Linked DNA regions of Homo sapiens: region 2 is linked to region 1. The links are chromatin contacts, found by Hi-C or POLR2A ChIA-PET in ENCODE. All regions are on one chromosome and are shown on one strand. Each heading gives the region's core, a stretch centred on a gene start or an enhancer-like site at or near the end of the contact. The rest is flanking DNA. Distances are from core to core; before and after follow the strand shown. Region 1 overlaps LOC105373454 (a long non-coding RNA gene). Region 2 overlaps LOC105373454 (a long non-coding RNA gene).

Region 1 (3,946 bases), core at 794-3,293:
AAACCATTATCCACTCAAAGTGTTGATTTAAAACACTTGCTTTTAAGCACACTAAGGATTCAATATGTATTTGTTAAAATTTGCAAAGTGATTTTTTCCCACAAATTGTTTGAACAAAATACCTTGAGGAATTGGAAACATGCCAAGCAGAAAAAAAAAAAGATATCCCACATAAAGGATACTTCTGGAATTTTACGGGCTATATGCCAGAAACTTCCCAACCAAAGAGGTCTTCTCTCCCCATCTCCCACCATTTTAGGCTGAGATGGCAGGGGACTGGGCCTTAGAGGCTGCAGAAAACAGAGGCCCTGGGGCTTGGCTTCAGAATATCTTATATGTATTTCCAGCACTAGGTTACCTTCGTATTGGTGGAAAAGTGAGGAAAGGAAAGTTGCAGACAAAGTTTCATCCTGACTTGAAATGTCCTTAAAAGGCAATGTTGATGAATTTTCCAAGTGTGTGGCCTATCTGAGTAACAGAGAAACATGTTTCTTTGTGGAGTACTTGGATATTCTTGAGATCTGGATCCAGGCTGGGAAAGATAAAGCACATGACTGAGGTTCATGCTTGGTTCACAGTGGATTTGTTCCCCTCCTGCTTCCTACCCTATTATCTGATGATATAGGATCCCCTGATGTCCTGTGGGGTCACAGAGTCTGCCATTTGGAAAAGGCTGCAAAATCCACTCTGTCCTAGGAGGCATAACTGTGTGAAGCACAGGGTGGAGTATGCAGGCATTTCCTCAATCCCTAAGGAGTGCAAATCAGGAGACCCCTCTTTGAGGCACCAAAGGAAAGGGAGAAAAAAGGATGGGAGAACTATCTAGGAAGAAATATGGGATGATCAAATTACTGTAGCTGGAAGAGTTATGAGGTTAGTAGTTCATTCCACCACCTCTTGTTTGTTTCCATACATGGAGGAGTGACTTTGATCCTTAGGGTAACTGCAGTGTGTATGGGAAAAGAGGAGGAGAAGTGGGGGTGAGCAGCTGCACCAGGTCTCTGGATCTCACTGGCCACTGCGGGCCAGCCTGGCTTACACAAGAGAACAGGAGAGGACAGTGTACCCAGTTCAGAGCATGCAGTGGTAGATCCTCAAAGAATGCCTGGAGGAAGGCTAGAAATGGAAAGGAATAGACAAATACAGAGAAGAATGGAGGGAGAAAAGGCAGAAGAGCAGAGACTAGTGTCTAAAGCGATGAGTGGAGAGAACAGTCTTCTGCATGCCTCACAGCTCTCTGCCTCTTCTCTTCTGTACCTATAAATAACGATAATACCTTAATTACCTTCTCCTTGTGATGCAGTTTCTAAGAGCTTTTAATGTACTTTCTCATGTTCCCCACAATGAGCAGGCTATAAAGGCAGCCTTTGCAATCTCATTTTATAAATTAGTATGTTGAGGCTCAGAAATGTTTAGGAGTCCCTGGAGTCACATAGCTAATAAGAGGAAAGACGGGTATTGCACCTCAGTTGTCACAATGAAAGGAGGGGAGGCAACAGTCATTTATCTAGAGATTCACCACAGTCGTTTCATGGCTCAGGACTTTCAGGGAGCAGCCAGGAAAAGAGAGACACATGGCGAGAGGTCTGCAGCAAGAAATTTGGACAAAAAGGCCAAAGAGACAAGAGGTTAAGGGGAGAGAGGTGTGAAGGAAAGAAAACACTCCATCTGTAGCCACAGCCTCTGCATCATCGTGTTTCACTTAACAGACTGTGTCCTGGACTGGGGAATGGATGAAAAGATAAACAACACCCACGCAGACTGACTAAGTCCTCTGAGACAGCAGCAGCATGGAGGGGAGCCACAAACAGATTCTCACCCAGGCCTTCCAGGGGTAAGAGGGGAGGAAGGTGCCTATGAGACCATCAGTCGGGGCCAGAGAGGGTAGGAGACAGGCTGGAATGTGCCAGCCTCTGTGCAGAAGTGGCATAAGAACAAGGAAAGAGTAAGCAGTGTGGCAGGTGTCTTTTCCTCATCAATCCTTCGTCCTCAGATCCCTGCTTGGCCACCCCTGAGACTCACATTCCTGAATGATTCAGTGTCATTATTGATTCCTGCTGTGAATTCACGGGATTGGAGGGGAGGAAAGATGACTTGAGCATAGCAGTCCTCCAAAAGCATGAATTTGGCCTAGTTAGCACCCAAAATGCTCTGCTCTTTGCAGCTTTCTGCACCCACAGGATTTTATTAGCTAGAACACCACCTATGCTATTGCATCTTTAATGTTTTCGTAAGAAAATGTTCATTATTTCAGCCAGTTATTCACTCGTGCAATAAACATATTTACATATTCCTTCACATATTCAACAAACATTATTGTGCAGCAGGCACCTTGCTAGAAATGAGAGGTGTCTAGCCTTGAAGGTCCCAGCCTTTTTGGAGAACACAGCCTGGTGAGAAATCCAGGCAAGTCAGGTAACAATTTCAATGTAGGTGCTGGGGAAGACCTGAGAGAAGCAAGTGCTGGTGGAGCTGTACTGAGCCAAGTTGGAGGCTGGGTAGTGGGTGGGAGGAGAGCCTGGGCAATCTAACAGGGGAGCCTAGAGGTGCCACAATCCTGTAGGAACCAGACTCCATCCCAAAGGTCACCCTTTAGTACCCAGAAAGTGGCCTTTGTCCTCATGGCTCTAGATGGCTAATAGAGCCCCAGCCATTACCTCTCCACATCATAACATAAGCATGAAAAACAAACTCAATGGATCGCATACTACTTGATAGTCCTAGGAATTAAGAAGTGTCTTCTTTCATGCTTATTTTTTAACCATCATTCATTTACAACCAGTAATATGTGAAAAATCCATCCTTCCCATGTGTTGGTGGGGTATGAAGTTACTTCTAAGGAGGTGAAGGGACTGGGGTTGGGGCACCTGGCACCTTCCACCTCTGATGAGTTGACACCACACCTGATTGCAGTCATGGTCCTTGATGACCTGGTTCCATTTGAGGCTGTAGCTACAGAGTTATATCCTTTCTCATTTTCCTGCCACTGCGTCTTTCTACTTAGAAAGAGTACGCAGCCCACAGCCTGGAAGGTGGTGTTATGGAAGCACTGAACATGGCTCCAGGAGTCCAGTGAACTTGGAGCAGGGCCCTTAGAAAGTTGTGTAATATGAGATAAGCCATTTCAATGTTGAACCTGTTTCTCGTAAAATCAGAGATGGCAATAATATCTGCCTGAAGATTTTTATGAACGTTAGATGCAAGTAAGTCTGACAAGTCATTCAATAAAAATAATAGTTTCCTTTCTTTCTTTCTTTTTTTTTTTTTTTAGGCAGAGTCTCTCTCTGTCACCCATCCTGGAGTGCAGTGGCTCGGCTGACTGCAACCTCTACCTCCCACGTTCAAGCAATTCTCCTGTCTCAGCCTCCCGAGTAGCTGGAACTACAGGCACCTGGATCACTCCCGCCTAATTTTTGTGTTTTTAGTAGAGACGAGGTTTTGCCATGTTGTCCAGGCTGGTCTCAGACTCCTGACCTCAGGTGATCCGCCCACCTCAGCCTCCCAAAGTGCTGGGATTACAGGCATGAGCCACCACGCCCGGCCTCTTTTTCTTTAAAGGGGTTTTCTTTTCCAAAATATTTGCAATCCTAGGAAATTTAGGGTCTCTTTAAAAAAAAAAAGGAGGGGGAAGTAACTCAACCACAAAAACTCTGTGCTGACCTGGATTTGAGGAAGACTCCATAACTAACAGCTCAAATTTCCTTCTCTCTTGGCTGACAGAATTGGAGGCAAGACCTGATACTTATCTACTTCCATCTGTTTCTGTGTGCAGACTTATTATAACGAGATGTTTCTATTCCAAAACAGTGGCCCCTTCTATACAAGTGTGCAAAACATTTCTCTAAATTTCCTAGTGTTTTGCTCTGAGGCTTCCAACTGCAAAATCAAGAAGTGCTGAAAAGATGGCTTTTTCCTGACTTATTTGCTGCGGGGCAGCCCCTGGGGA
Region 2 (3,946 bases), core at 757-3,256, 47 kb before region 1:
AGGGTCAGAGGTAGCATGCAAACATGAGCTTTGGACTCATTAACTCAAGTAAGAAACAGCACTGGGGGAAATAAAGGCTGACCCATCAACAGAGGAATTATATTCAACTCTGGCGAGAACCACGCCAACAGTCCAAGCAATTTAAGAGATGTACTTAACTAGTGTGAGGAGGAGTCCTCTAATTTCTGTCTCCAAATTGGATAGCATGGACTCTTTACATTTATTCAGCACACTGCAGTGTGTGAAGCCCTTTCACATAACATTACTCATGAGTTGTCACAAACAGCTCTGTGAAGCAAGGAGAGCTAGGGGAGTACAATCCCCATTTTAGGAAACTGAAGCCATGAGTTCCATGAGGAGGTCTCAACTCAGGCCAGCTCTCCCTCTGGCTCCACTGTAACCTTGTGGTTTTATTGATGGGGGCTTTCCTTGAGGAAGAGGATGCAGGAGTTGATCTGGCTCATCAGTCTGTCCCCCTGTGGAGGTAGAGGCCTGCGCTAGAGAATATTGTTATGGTCCTTCATCCTGTAAGGTACCATCCACACGTACTATTTCCAAAGTGACTGAATTTGCTTAATCCAAAGTGGTTAAGTAGAATGACAAACAGAGATGGGGTGTTAAAATTAGGGTTAACTGACAAGATTAAGAACGTCCTATACTGCTAGATTTATTTTCCTCCTTTCCTGGTCTTTTAAATGGGCCTAAAATATATAAAAGTGGATACAGAGATACAAATTGGTAGCTCTAGGGCCAGAAGATGTTTAAACTAGTGTTTTAAAAAGCAATAGTTTGAACATCAAATTCAAGTCATGTACCTTCCAGTTTGACAAGGTTTGTACCATTCCCTATTGTCTTATATCAGACCCACTTTTATTCCTTCAGTCAGTCAACAACAACTATTTACTCTACGCCTGTTCTGAGCCGGGCGTTCCCCCATAACTACATTTTCATTACCTGCCTGGGCCCACAGACACTTGAATAACTGGTCTCCACCCTAGACCACAATCGAGGGGAGCTCATGTTTGACGAATGCTCCTTTATTCCTCTGAGCGTAACCTCCGTACCTGAAGTTTACATCACCTCGAAGCTAGGGTGTTGTAACTAATGTTCACCCTGGGTCTTCAGAGATTGGTTTTTCCAAAGACTCTGCTGCTTTTCCTTTTAAAATCCCAGAGCCAGAGGCAAATGGTAGGCATTCCTCTCCCCAGAGCCCAAATAGGTGGCTGAAACCTGGAAACTTTCAGGGACTTGCCAAAGGCCCCAAAGGTAGCAGGGAGGCCTCCCGGAACGACTGGTCCTCTTGATTCCAAGCCCAGAGGTAGATCTCCTGTCCTTGAGGGGCTTTGGTTTCAGACCCTGCCTGAGAGAACAAAAGAGACTTCAGTTGTCACATCGACACAGCCCCGAGCTGCTCTATTTTCTAACTTGGCTGGCTTTCCCCGTGTGCTGTTTCACATCAGATACCTCCTCCCCCCACTTTCCTTCAGATGATTGGTTGAAATTAAATATCCTGAAATTACATTGAAGGGGGGGGGCGCTAATACAAAATTTTAATCAAAATACAAGCTTAACAGTTCCCAGCCTTTGAAATGTGAAGCAGACACTGGGTCCGCAGGGATGCCCCGACATGTTCTCAGGTGTGAAGTTAGCCAAGGAAGGGGCCCATTCTCTGAACATGAGAATTGCAAGTAAACCAGCACATTGCAAACTCAGGATTTCCAAATGAGGCAGGGCCTTCTCTCCCTTTCCACAGCGTGCATGGGCAGGCTGGCCCAGAGGGAAGTTCTCACTGAAGACACTGGAGGAGAAAGGGTCCCTCGTGAAAGGGTCTGGGGGTTCTCCCTGCCCCACCTGGCTTTGATCCATAGGTATGCCATCCAGGGCCTGAAAGCTCAGGAAGGAAAGGACTGGATAAAGGAGCTTGCAGGGGAGGCAAAACCCCTGATATAGCAAGAGCCACTCTGATGGAATGAGGCAGACATCGGGCGCCCTCTGGTGGCACATGCCCCACCAGACAACACGGAGGCTTTCTCCCTGGATTAACTCTATAAATAGAAGGATGATTTATTAAACAGATTTGAGGCTCATTTGAAGCACTGGGCCATGATTGCTTCGGGGCTCAAATAAGGAGGTGCTTAGGACCCTGCCTCTTATGCAAACACCTGGACTCACTTAGCAAGTCACTAGCATGATCTACATTACAAGTGCATCGGACACTGTTGGCTCAGCCGTTCCCAGCCAGGAGATGCCAAATTCCTCATATATAAAAGGAGCTTTAGTAACTCAAGCAAAATAAGCACACTTTTCCCCCCACTGCCTTCCCAGAGACCTAGGCGGCAGAGTTTCTGTGAGGATACACAATACCTTGTTACAAACCATGTAATGTTTTAAAAAGTATCTATCTGACAGCCTTGGCTAAAGCCAGATCTTCTATCTCGATTACTTCAATATGTCACATCCATATCGCACCACAGCGTCCAAGCTTTCGGAGCCAAAGCCTCTCTGTCTTGTCCAACCTTCCCATCTGGAAGCAATGAGCTTAATATTCTGGCTCTCCCCCCGTAAAAGCTATGTCACAAAAAAAGTAGCAGCCTGTGAACTGCTTTAGCCCCCCAAGACACACCAGAGCTCCTCATTCTCTGCAGGCTCTGTTCAGTCACATTTTAAGGCCCTCCCCTGCTCCTCCCCTCCCTTGCTGCCCCTGTCTTCCAAACAGCCTGAGATGCTCAGCGCAGTACCAGGAGGACAGGAGTGAACTGACAATCATTTATACTTTAATCCTCCTTTACGACATTTTGAGGGATGCAGCTTAAAATATCATGGAGGCTGACAGACTCCCTCTGGAAAAATGTGTCTGCTAGAGAAGAAGCATTGCCTTACAAGGACCCTACTGTTTCTGGTGACCCATCAGAGACCCAGCTTTGAAGCCTGTCTTGTACCACGTCTCCCACTCACCTTACCTTCTCCAACACTGCCGGAAAGTTTCAGTTCATGGTGACAATGACCTTCCCTATTGCATGTGCCTTAGTCATTCATTGATTCACTTACTCATCCAATTTGGATTGACTACATGGCATGTCCCTTTCCATGTTCTCTGTTTCACTGCAATGTCAAATGAGTCCCTGGCTCCCAGGAGCCTGAGTCTGTGAGGGAGACCAACCCCACTCCAGAACCATCAGATGAGTGTTCCTCAAAGCATGTTTCATGGGTCACTGCTGCGTGGGAACCTTTTGGGTGCCTGTGAAGCGTGCCTACGTCGTGGCCCTTGCCCAGGCCTCCCAAAAGAGGATCACTGGACGCCAGGCTTAAGAATGTGCATGTTTAATAAAATTCTCCAATAAGTAATTTCTACACACATTAAAATCAAGAAACCCACCGAGTTAGGTCAGATGAAGCAGCAAATGATGTTGCGCAAAATGCGAAAAGAGACCGTGGGTACGGAAGACAGAACTTGGGCTTTGCCTGGAAATGATATAATGCCGCTGCTCGGTCCCAAGTCCCTAGGTTTTGGAAGATTGGTGTGAGTGGAAGTCACCCTCCAGCGGAGCACCTAGGACTTTGGCTCCTTGACTGTTCTCCTTCGCCTGGAAGCTTCTGGGGGCAGAGGCCAGCTTTCCTGTGTTGAGTTCTTGGGAAGGGCCTCTGTGTCCTGGAAGGGACTTGAAAGAGCAGCTCATCTAAGCTCTTCAGTTTGTAGGAAACACATCTAGCTGACCAAGGGAAAGTAGGCTGTTCGAGGTCACACAGTCACTCAAAACAAATTTATTTAGGCTAATTCTTTGGTTTGGAGACATCAATACTTGGGAAGAAGCCAAGCTCATGTTTCTTAAGGCCTGTATTCTCCAATGTCCTAACGCATTACCCATTCACTGAAAAAGAATACACTAAAGAGTTTTAAAAAGTGCTCATCCGAGAGGCATTTCACAGGCGGGGTTCAAGTGGCCCG

The links. A loop is a pair of places that touch in the nucleus more often than their neighbours do. ChIA-PET counts read pairs that join two places held with the same protein, here RNA polymerase II (POLR2A). Pooled maps may share reads with other maps.
Region 2: a map of prostate gland shows a loop between it and region 1 (2.9-fold over the local background). The contact joins two enhancer-like sites. A Hi-C loop is called at or near these places in 2 of 168 maps with a recorded cell type or tissue (PC-3 and prostate gland) and 2 of 50 pooled maps. POLR2A ChIA-PET finds 5 or more read pairs at or near these places in 3 of 52 experiments (BJ, OCI-LY7 and T-cell).

The regions. Positions count from the first base shown.
Region 1 is chr2:18,471,453-18,475,398 of GRCh38, reverse strand. All of the region lies in intron 4 of LOC105373454 (a long non-coding RNA gene), which reads right to left. Among named protein-coding and RNA genes, the nearest start is that of RDH14, 87 kb to the left of the region's middle. Within about 2 kb of position 2,043, at least 5 of the 41 ENCODE cell types and tissues checked have a DNase peak (open chromatin) inside an H3K27ac peak, as active enhancers do.
Region 2 is chr2:18,518,756-18,522,701 of GRCh38, reverse strand. LOC105373454 (a long non-coding RNA gene) reads right to left here. Exons shown (of 8, transcript XR_001739302.1): 8 at 1-1,360. Among named protein-coding and RNA genes, the nearest start is that of RDH14, 40 kb to the left of the region's middle. Within about 2 kb of position 2,006, at least 6 of the 41 ENCODE cell types and tissues checked have a DNase peak (open chromatin) inside an H3K27ac peak, as active enhancers do.